Regions from separate parts of the Mus musculus genome. Here region 2 is linked to region 1. The links are chromatin contacts, found by POLR2A ChIA-PET in ENCODE. All regions are on one chromosome and are shown on one strand. The core of a region is the stretch at or near the end of the contact, and the rest is flanking DNA. Distances in the headings are between cores, read along the strand shown. Region 1 holds the start of Lrrc20 (leucine rich repeat containing 20). Region 2 overlaps Npffr1 (neuropeptide FF receptor 1).

Region 1 (5,192 bases), core at 858-3,357:
CACTGGGCACCCCTCTGCAACCAGAACAATCCACAGATCCCAGGCCGGCCCCACAAGTCTAGGTTCTAGGCTCCTAGAAGCAGGAATACAGTCAATCTACCACATAAGGATGGTGGTGGCAGAGAGTCAGGGAGAAACAGGAGCAATGGGCCCACATGGGCCCGACACATAGGCCCATGCTGCTCCCGTACAACCAGGGCCACCTATCCCAGACTCTGGATAGGGGAGACTCAGAAATTTTCAAGGAAACTAGACATGGTGGCAAATACCTATAACCCCAGCACAAGGAAAACTGAAACAGGAGGACCCCAAGTCCCAGGTCAGCCTGAGCTACAGAACAAGACAGCTCACCTGTGCCCTCCCACCACCAGTTTGTAACACAGCCCCAGGATATGTTTAAATTTGAAATCTTCTGGTCACCATCTATAAAAGCCATGCTGGACAATAAAGAGAGAGAGAGAGAGAGATTGGGTGTGGACTAGAATGATACTGCAACCACAGCATTTTTAAATTGCATGTCTATTAAGCTGCACTTATAGCTCTCCTGGGACAAACCAGGCCCACTGGTTGGACATGCCTGATGATACAAACTTCCCACTGGGAGACAAAATGAACCAGTTATATGCCTGCACAGCCTGGGGGTGAGGCCTGTGGCATGACCCCAGAAGAAGGGCCCATAGGGTGCCAGCAACAGGTAGATAAAGACAAGCCACAGAGAAGGCCTGCGGTCTGTTCCAGACCTCTGGAGGCCTTCCTGAGGAGCCTAACTAATGCAAGCAGAATTCTGGAAAGCTCTCAATGTTGTGGGGCAGCCCCAGTTGTGAGATGGAAACATCACCTTCCTCAATGAAACTGTTAATAAAAATTAACTGAAAAAAAATCACTTCTAAGAAAAGACTCTGCAAGCCATTAAGGGCTTCCTGCATTAAGCCAGGACCAACTATTAGGTCATCAAACAAGGACAGACAGGAAGTTTGCATATAATAAATTGAAGGTGAGTGTGCTATTCTGCTTTGAGGAAGCTATGATTGTGAACACTGTATAATTTCTCTGGCAGATCTGAAACTGATCTCACCTAAATTCCAAACTTGGGGCTGAGGTATTTAAACCTTGACCATGGCAATGACCCAGTCTTTAAGGGTCAGAACTCAACTTCATTATCTGCAGCCCTAAGATCTCTGCAAAGGAGCCACTGCGACACTCCGGCCGCACCAGCTGGTCCTATATTTAGTTACTGTTGTGGTCAACTGGGAACTTTAGAGCCTGGCAGCCGCTCTGCGGGGCAACCGGAGCCTCCGCAGCCATGCGCACGATCTGCCCCACCGCTGGCTCCGCTGGCTCCAGACAGACTTCGGGACCCTGCTGAAGCCAAGAGCTGATGTGGCGAGGTAAGGGGCACAATGCTAATCACACCCCAACAGTCCCAAAGGTCCACTCGAGACCAGAGCAGAGATGACCCACTTTCTCACCCAGGGGAAAGAGCCCGCTGGGGCAATGAGCTGGACACGTTGGCGCCTGGTTTCGCAGCTCAGCTTTAGAGTTGGGGAGCCCCGCGTGAGCATCCTTAGACTGTACCGACAGTACACAGTGGCCAAGGACAGGATCCCTGGACCCCATTCTCACAGCCAGTGGCTGCTCGTCTCCAGCCTCGCGCTGGCCTGGCAGACAGGAACTGGGACAAATGGAGCAAGCAGAGGGGGGACGCTGGTGATCGCAGAGGCCGGGGGCGTCCCACGCTGCCAGGGGCGGAGAGGCACACTCCCAAGTGACATGCGCAGCTGCCTCTCCCGATGGGCAAGGGCGTCTCACTGGGGAGACGGAAGCCGGGCTGTCCGAGAGCTCTAACCACGAGCCTCCCACTACCGCAAGCGATAGTCCATGACCTCTGGGCACCGCCCGAGCCATGACTCGGTGCTACCAGGTGTGCTGGGGGAGGGGAAGGGACACGGCCAAGCCCAGTGCTTTCCCTTCTGCCCCTGCCACGCTCGGCCTCTGGCCACCGTTATTCAGCGCGGCGCGAAGCCTGTGGGCCGCTGGAGGCAGCACTTACGGCGACAATGCGTCCTAGAGCCCAGCGCCCAGCACTCACGCTCCCGCGGCGACCGACGGCACCCGGTGCAAGTTCTGAGCCCGAGGGGCGGAGCCAAAGGGGCAGGGAGCTCAGCGCGCACGGCCGCTCAGCCAATAGTGACACCAGGATACGACCCAGGGCGGGGAGGGGCCAGCGCTCCGCCCGCGCGCACCAATCAGCGCGCAACTCCTCCTGCGCGCTCGGGAACCAAGGGAGGAACCGCTTTGTGTGGAGTCGGCAAAGCCAGCGCGCTAGGGGCGGGGCCCTGCATCTTCTTGTGTAGGATGCTTCTCCAGGCTGGATTTTATTTTGTTTTTAATTCCACGGATGAGCCGGGTTCAGCAGATCGGGGAACTTTGGAAAACGCAAAGAAACGCTAATTGAAGCCGCACTGTAACTTCATCTCTTCAGACTAAAGTAAACATGGAACTAAAGTCTACCTGCTTCACGGGTCGCTGTGAGAACTGATGAAGGGACTGTGGAGTCCAGCGCTGCTGCGACGCAAAAACACAACTCTCACCTCAAAGGGGATCAGAGATGGCTTATCCTAGAGCCAAATAGGAGCGACCCTAGCCCGGGAACACAAATACAGGTTATTCCATGTCCCAACATGGTAACAGTTTGATAAAAATTGTGAATTATTTTGTGCTTTTTTTTTTTTTTTTTAGTTATTTTATGCGTGTTTGCCCGCGTGTGTATTTGTGCACCACCTATGTGTCTGGTGTCCTCAGAGGCCAAAAGAGGGGTCAAATCTCCTGGGATTGGAGTTGCAAACAGCTATGAACCATCCTGTACATGATTGGACAACCCTTGCAAAGGAACGGTGTAGCTGTCTCTCCAGCCTCTTAATGAAGAACAAAGAAAAACGTAAAAACAAGGCACTTTTCAATTGTATTGGTGAGGATATCAGGTAAACAGGCTACAGCAAAGGAGAAAAAGATCTCAGCTATAGGCCCCAGATGCTAGCCTGAGAGCATTCTTAGCCCTTTGGTTGATCGGAAACTAGAGATCTGTTCTTGCACTCTGACTTACTGGATAGTTACAAAGATGTTAAGCCAAGTAGAGGGCAGAGCAATCAGTAGTTGTTAAAGGACATAAAGATGCCACAAAATGCCAGTCTGGCTCTGGACCTGCAACATTTTAACCCTTTTGTGTCACTAAATTTCTAGTCAGTAAATCAGACTAGCAAAAGATGCTGCTGTTCTTTTGAGTAATTTGTATTCACGGCTGCCAGACTAGCCACCAGGACCACAGCTTCTAAAATGTAGCCACTTCACAGATCTCCTGTTGTGTAACAGTTTCCAAAAACACTGCTTCCTGTAGGAAGCTCCTTAAGCAATAAGCACTTAAAATAGCTTTGGGAACCTCCTTAAAGAGGAAGGTAAACAAACTCAAATTAGCTTCAGGAAGTCCCTGAAACTGACCAGGTTCACTAGGCCCCTCCCTACCAGGCTAAGCAATAAACTAGTCATAACCCAACACCTCCCATTAGGGATATAATGGCCTGGGCTCTTAGAGTCCTTTCTGCTTCTCCATCCTTGAGAACTCTGTGAAAGGAGACAAGATACATTGCTTAATGATGACTCATTGCCTAACGAAGCAGAGGACACTCATATGACAATAAACAATGGGCACAAGGACCACTCAGCTGGCTACATTTTAGGCAGGCCCTCTGCTGTTTCTGAAGTGACCTGATTCTAGAACAGGTACTATTTTCCCTAGTGAGTTTGTCCTGTTGAGGTTCCTGACAGACCCCTTTGAATTGACTTTTTTTAAAAAAGTGTATGTGTGTCCATGTCCGTGTGTGTGTGGTGTTCATCTGTGAGCACAGGCACATACACATGTAAGTCGAAATCAGAGATCAACTTCAGCTGTGGTCCTCACCTCACCTCACCAGAACAACCTCTGGCTCACTGCTACATGCACTGGACTTTGTCAGAAAGCCTCCTGGTTCACAGTCTTCTGAGGCTTAGGATCCCAGGGCCTGTGTCTATTAATAACTTTCCAGACAGTTCAGCTTGTCACACCTCTCAGAGCCAAACAGCTCAGGTCTCATGCCTCTCAGCAGCCGATAGAGGGCTGCTGTTTCAGTCCTTGCTTTTCCAAGTTGTTGAGCATAAAGGATGAAAGGACTCTGGCCAGCTGGAGTGTGGCAAGCATGGCTCTGGCGGGCTTTGCCCTTCTCTTCCATTCTCTCTGTGTTAAAATAATTTTTAACTGTTTTTCCTTTCCCAGGCCCATCTCCCAAAGTGATGACTCTGAGACTATTTATTATTAAATGTGTTGGCTATTCCCAGGAGAGCTCTTATTTAATCCATTTAAACTAGACTATGGCTACCCATTTGATTAGTTACCTCTCTTTCAAGCCCAGCCCTTTTTCCTAAGCATCTTCCTCAGAGCTTCTCTTAGTGTCTTCCTGAGGTCAACTACCTGCTGGCTTACATCCATCTCTCTGTGGCTCTCTTGAATCTCTCCCTGCATCTCCTTTTATTCTCTCACTCTCTCCCAGAATCCTCTCTCTCTTCCTGCCAGTGTCCCACCCCCGATTTCCTGCCTCAGCTCATTGGCCATCGGCTTTTTATTGACAGGTGATGCTTATAAGAGATTCTTTCTACACTTCTGCCTTGTTAAAAACCGTTAGATTACATTCCTAAAGCTGGCCACAAATGTCTGTTCCCTTATTTGGCCACTTCTTCCTCCTGAGATTGACAATCAAAGTCTAACTATCAAAGTATTAAAGTCCAGCAATCAAAAGTCCCTTTTGGCTCACCTGATTAAACACCTCATCCTAATGGAGTTTTCCCCTTGTACCTTTATTTATTTTTTTTAAAGTTACTTTTATTTTATTTATTTATTTATTTATTTATTTATTTATTTATTTATTTATTTATTATATGTAAGTACACTGTAGCTGTCTTCAGACACTCCAGAAGAGGGAGTCAGATCTCGTTACGGATGGTTGTGAGCCACCATGTGGTTGCTGGGATTTGAACTCCGGACCTTTGGAAGAGCAGTCGGGTGCTCTTAGCCGCTGAGCCATCTCGCCAGCCCCCCCCCTCTTGTACCTTTATAAGCCATCATTTTCCTGTGTGCCACATCTGTCTCCTCTCTATCCAAAGGC
Region 2 (4,927 bases), core at 710-3,209, 150 kb before region 1:
CAGAGAAGGAAGATATCAGATAGACATGGAATAGTGTGTCTAGCCACAGAAGGAAAGGAATTCTGATCCATGCAACAGCATGAGTGGAACTTGAAAGGTGTTCGTGTGTTGCAAGAGCCACAAAAGGAAAGATGCTGAGTGGTTTCATTTGCAGGGACTCACAAGAGTGTCAAAATCAAAGTGAAAGGACAGTGGCTGGGAGGAGCAGGGATGGGGAGCTGGTGTCAATGGGTCCATAGTTTCCATTTAGGCTAATACAGTGCTAGAAAGGGTGCTGGTTACATTGCAACATGAATACTCAGTGCCCCTGAACTGTATGTACACTTAAAAAAAAAAGATTTGTTTATTTATTTCATGTATGTGGGTACTCTGTCGCTGTCTTCAGACACACCTGAAGAGGGCATAAGATCCCATTACAGATGGTTGTGAGCCACCATGTGGTTGCTGGGATTTGAACTCAGGACCTTCAGAAGAGCAGTCAGTACTCTTAACCATTGAGCCATTTCTCCAGCCCTGTATGTACACTTCAAAAGGGCTAATGGGAAGTTTGAACATTGGATGTATTCTAACACATGTACGAAGAAACAAGACCCCAGCATTCACACGCTTCTGGCTCTTCTTTTTTCTTTCTTTCTTTCATTTTTAAAAGGTTTATTTACTTATTTTTTTGTGTATGAGTACACTGTAGCTATACAGATGGTTATGAGCTACCATGTAGTTGCTGGAATTGGAGCTCAGAACCTCCAGAAGAGCAGTCAGTGTTCTTAACCGCCGAGCCATCTCTCCAGCCCCACTGCTGGCTTTTCTATAGCATTGTGATGTTCTTGTCAGTACTCAGACCAAGCCCATGGGCAGGCAGGTGCCACTTCTGCTCCTACTCAAGTAAGGACAAGGATGATTCACAGGGATGGCCACCTGTGTCAGGTGCCCTGCTTTTTGCCAACCATGGCCTCTCAAAGCAAGGCGTTTGGGGAAACTGAAGCAGAGGCCTTGGTGGACAGGATTTCTGAGGAGAGCTGTGATTTTGTCTCTAAGAGGCCATGCTGAAGGCCAGAGCAGAGAGCAGACTGTAACTCCCACAGTCCCCAGGAGTCTCAGGGACAGGGTTGACACTGTCCTTGCTGTGGCCTAATTTTAGAGCCCGGGAGTCACAAGCCTTCTCGGTAAACAGCCAGCAAGTCTCAGGCCACTGTATCGTGCATGTGATACTAAGACAGCACCAACTTAGAGGGCCTTGCAGAGGACCAGTTCAGGCCACATCTGGCCTGACTACACCAATCACTCCCAGCCTCCTCGCAGACTACACAGCACCTGGAGGGAGCTTGACAGCTTCCTCAGCATAGGAATCGAGTTCAGAACAGCTCTGGCTGGAGGTCACAAGGCCAACATAATGCAGATGGTTTCCTGCCCCAGCCCCAGAACTTGGAGTCATTCCTTGGAGTTCCTTCTCATCCGGCGCTCCCCCCTGCCATGCCTACCTTCTCTGAAAGGCAGGATATGGTTGGTTCAAGCTATCTAAGGCAAGCCTAATCCAAACATTGCTGTCTGTGGCCCTGTGACCCTGGTCCTACTGGGCCTCGGTTGCTCTGTGAAACAGCCAGAACATTTTATGAGTCAGATGACAGTGTTCAGAGACCTGCTTGGACGTGTACAACCAACCGTGAGGCCATTTCTTCTGCTGCTATAGACATTGCTTAGGACAGACCTGGGAACAGCAAAGGGCCAGCCAGAGCGTGTTAAGAAATCAACAGGAGCTCAGAGCCCTGGACCCTTGAAATGTCCCCCGCCCCTTTTTTTAAATTCCTAAAATTTCTGGCCACTGTGGTAATGGAAGCGAGAATGTGTCCAGTTAAGTGCACATGATTGAAGTGGCAGGAGAAACCGGCAGGGGCAAGCCATTTCCTCACCTCCTGGGGAGAAGCTGTGCTCTGCCAAGGTGACTGTACGATGAGAGCTGTGCGTCTGACGGCAGATATACCGGGTGAGAGCTGGGGTGCATGCATCTGTCAAGATGATGGCAGGCATCGTGGGTGAGCGCTGTCGTGCATGCAGGCTCTCCTACTCTCCTCTGCGTTCAGGGTTCATAAGTCACACACGGTGGAAGAGTTTGTCTGTGTCGTGCTGGGGCCTCACCACATCCCGACTGACCACCTTCTCCTTCCCAGTAAACAAAGAAGAAATGCCCCGACAAAGGTTCATGCTCACTGGCCCACTAAGATATTTCCTGAGGGGAGAGTTGGCATTGCTGTCTTCCTTTTCCCCTTGCCTGCCACCCATGAGCTCTTGGTACTGTTGGAAGCTCTGCTTGGCTCTGGGGGGGGGGGGGGGAGTCTCCCTTAGGCTCAACCCAGTGCCATTTAAATGGGCTCCCTAGGGTTCTTCTTGGAGCTGCTCAGTTGTGACATGCTGAAGTGGGTATGGCACTTCCTGGAATAAAACAACTCAAACACTGGCCCTGGCAAGCGGAGAGCTTGGATGTTTCCCAGGAAAGGGCCAAGGGGAGCTCTCTCAGCAACACAGCACAGGGGACTCGGTCACAGGTGCTCAGTGTGTAGAAGTGGTCACCTCTTCCTAACCACCTAGTGACACATTTTCCTGGGGAGACTTACTGGAGTCTGGGTCAAGTAGGATTCCCAACGGTGAGACCTTGTCACCTCTCCCTGGGTCTCAATGCCTCACTGTCTCGTTTTTTTTTTTTTTTTTTTTTTTTTTTTTTTATCAAGGAGGCATCTCGGCACCCTCTTCTAATACTGCTATTGTGCCCAGGCATCATAGTTAAGGGTCAGGGCCACAGGCCTACAGGACGTTCCCTCTCTGGACCACCTCAAATGTTCCAGGCTGGGATAGTGAGGGGCATGTGGTTGCAGCCAGGCCCTTCCCTCGGGCCATCCTGGTGGGCCACACGCCCATTGCGCAATGGCAGCCGGTTAGGCCCTGGGACCCCACTGCTGGGGCCAGACTCCGATGGCAGCCCTGAGTCGCTGGGTTGCACGTCCACCACCACCCGCCTGCGCAGGAGGCGGCCAGGCCGCTCGGAGTAGGCTTGCTTGTGGGCGGCCCAGGGAAGCCAGCAGAGCTGTGCCCGGAAGGCAGCCTGGAAGCCGCGGCGGAAGTTCTCGTTGAAGTAGCCGTAGATAATGGGGTTGGCGCTGCTGTGGAAGAAGGCCAGCCAGTGTGCCAACGGGAAGGCGTAGACGGACAGCAAGTGCAGCTGCAGCTCGCTCAGCTCCCCGTAGTCGATGAGCAGCAGCAGCACCCAGAGTGGCAGCCAGGACAAGGTGAAGAAGAGCGCCACCATGACCAGCATATGCACCACGCGGGCCCTGCGGCGCGACGCGCGGCCACCCTCGGCCACCGCCTCCTCCGCGTCGCGCGCTGGACCGGGGGCCTGGCACAGCTTGCGCGCGATGCGCGCGTACATCACCACGATGAGCGCCAGCGGCGCCAGATAGATGTGCGCGAAGAGCACGGCGGTGTAGACCTTGCGCATGCCCTTCTCGGGCCAGGCCTCCCAGCACGAGTAGAGAGGGTAGGAGCGGTTGCGAGCATCCAGCATGAAGTGATGCTCCTCTCGCGTGACGGTCAGAGTGACCGCCGAGGGACACATGATGAGCAGCGCCAGCGCCCAGATCACCGCTATGGTGAGCAGCGCCTTCCGGAGGGTCAGCTTCTCACGGAAAGGGTGTACGATGCAGCGGAACCTGCAGGCGAAGGGGTGGGAAGAGAAACAGAGTAAGTGTCTGGGAGGATCCCTGGAGGCCCAGCGGGCCAGAGATGACCTGACTAGGGGCCACTGGAAGAGGACACGTGACATTCATCACCCTACTTGAGGCAGTTTCGGATGCTACTGGAATACGATACCAAACATTCATCACTGCACTTAGGCAGCACCCGAGAACTGCTTCGGCACTAATCAGGTTAATTTACAAGTAAATTGGTTTGTCTTTTGCGAAGGAGGCAGCACAGTCCGGCTAAATTGTTATGGCTTTAGGTGGATTTAGTGGAATAGATGAGGAAGGAACAACCTCTCTCCAGAGGCTTAGATCTTTATTTTAAAACAGATTAGCTGGCAGTACTAAGGGTTCAACCCAGGACTGGCCACTGAGGTTCCTATTTACCATATCAAAGCGGACCTGGCCTTTAGGTTCTCCCAGCATCCCTCGGTTGCTACCTGTTACTGGGTATAGCTGACCTACCCCACCCTCTACCCTGAACTCTCCAGCCCAGACACTGGGCTGCCCTTCCCACAGAGGCTCCTCCCTATATAGCCTAGACATTTTGGGCTACCTCCCACTTCCTTTTGCACCTTTGGCCTCATGGCTGCTGTACTTGGTTTCCCGCTCTCCCTCCCCCTCCCCCTCTCCCCACGAGGTTCAGGATCAGGACCACTCTGGACTCTCTGAGATGTCCCTGCCTCTGGCCGTTCTCACCCACATATCTATAATAAGCTTTCTCCTCCACCATATCCAGGAGCAGTCATGGGCTTTCCTTTATTCCTTTTTCTTTTATTCAGTAGCGGGCATCACAGCCCAGTCTGTGATAAACACTCTGTGCTTAGGAAGCCGGACTAGGCAAATATACAAACGCTTTTTTTAAAAAACACGTATTTAGTGCTTCGTTCTCCCTCTCCCTTCACTTAGCCTTTTCTCCCTCTCCACACAAAAGACAACTGCAGCAGTCAGCAATCTCTTTCTACCATGTGGTCCTAGCAATGGAATTCAGGTCAAGAGGCTTGGTGACCATACCTTGATCCACTGAGCCACTTGACCAGCGCATCACAAATGTAACAGGTGTAACTTTTAGCTGTTTATAGACTCCCTGAAAACCTCAGGAGCTGGGACTGGGGAGTGGATCAGTGGTGGAGCCTATTGACAGCCCCCCCCTCCGCTCCCCCCCCCCCCCCGCCCCAATGATTGGAGAAGAACTA

The links. ChIA-PET counts read pairs that join two places held with the same protein, here RNA polymerase II (POLR2A).
Region 2: POLR2A ChIA-PET joins it to region 1 with 11 read pairs in Patski. The contact joins the enhancer-like site here to the promoter of Lrrc20 in region 1. POLR2A ChIA-PET finds 5 or more read pairs at or near these places in 2 of 5 experiments (Patski and embryonic stem cell).

What each region holds. Positions count from the first base shown.
Region 1 is chr10:61,472,748-61,477,939 of GRCm38, reverse strand. It overlaps Lrrc20 (leucine rich repeat containing 20), which reads right to left and starts at 2,107. Exons shown (of 5, transcript NM_153542.1): 1 at 2,051-2,107. It overlaps D830039M14Rik (RIKEN cDNA D830039M14 gene), which reads left to right and starts at 1,259. Exons shown (of 1, transcript NR_166099.1): 1 at 1,259-2,713.
Region 2 is chr10:61,624,283-61,629,209 of GRCm38, reverse strand. It overlaps Npffr1 (neuropeptide FF receptor 1), which reads right to left. Exons shown (of 4, transcript NM_001177511.2): 4 at 1-3,701. The coding sequence ends at 2,825. Among named protein-coding and RNA genes, the nearest start is that of Ppa1, 22 kb to the left of the region's middle. Within about 2 kb of position 1,959, at least 2 of the 3 ENCODE cell types and tissues checked have a DNase peak (open chromatin) inside an H3K27ac peak, as active enhancers do.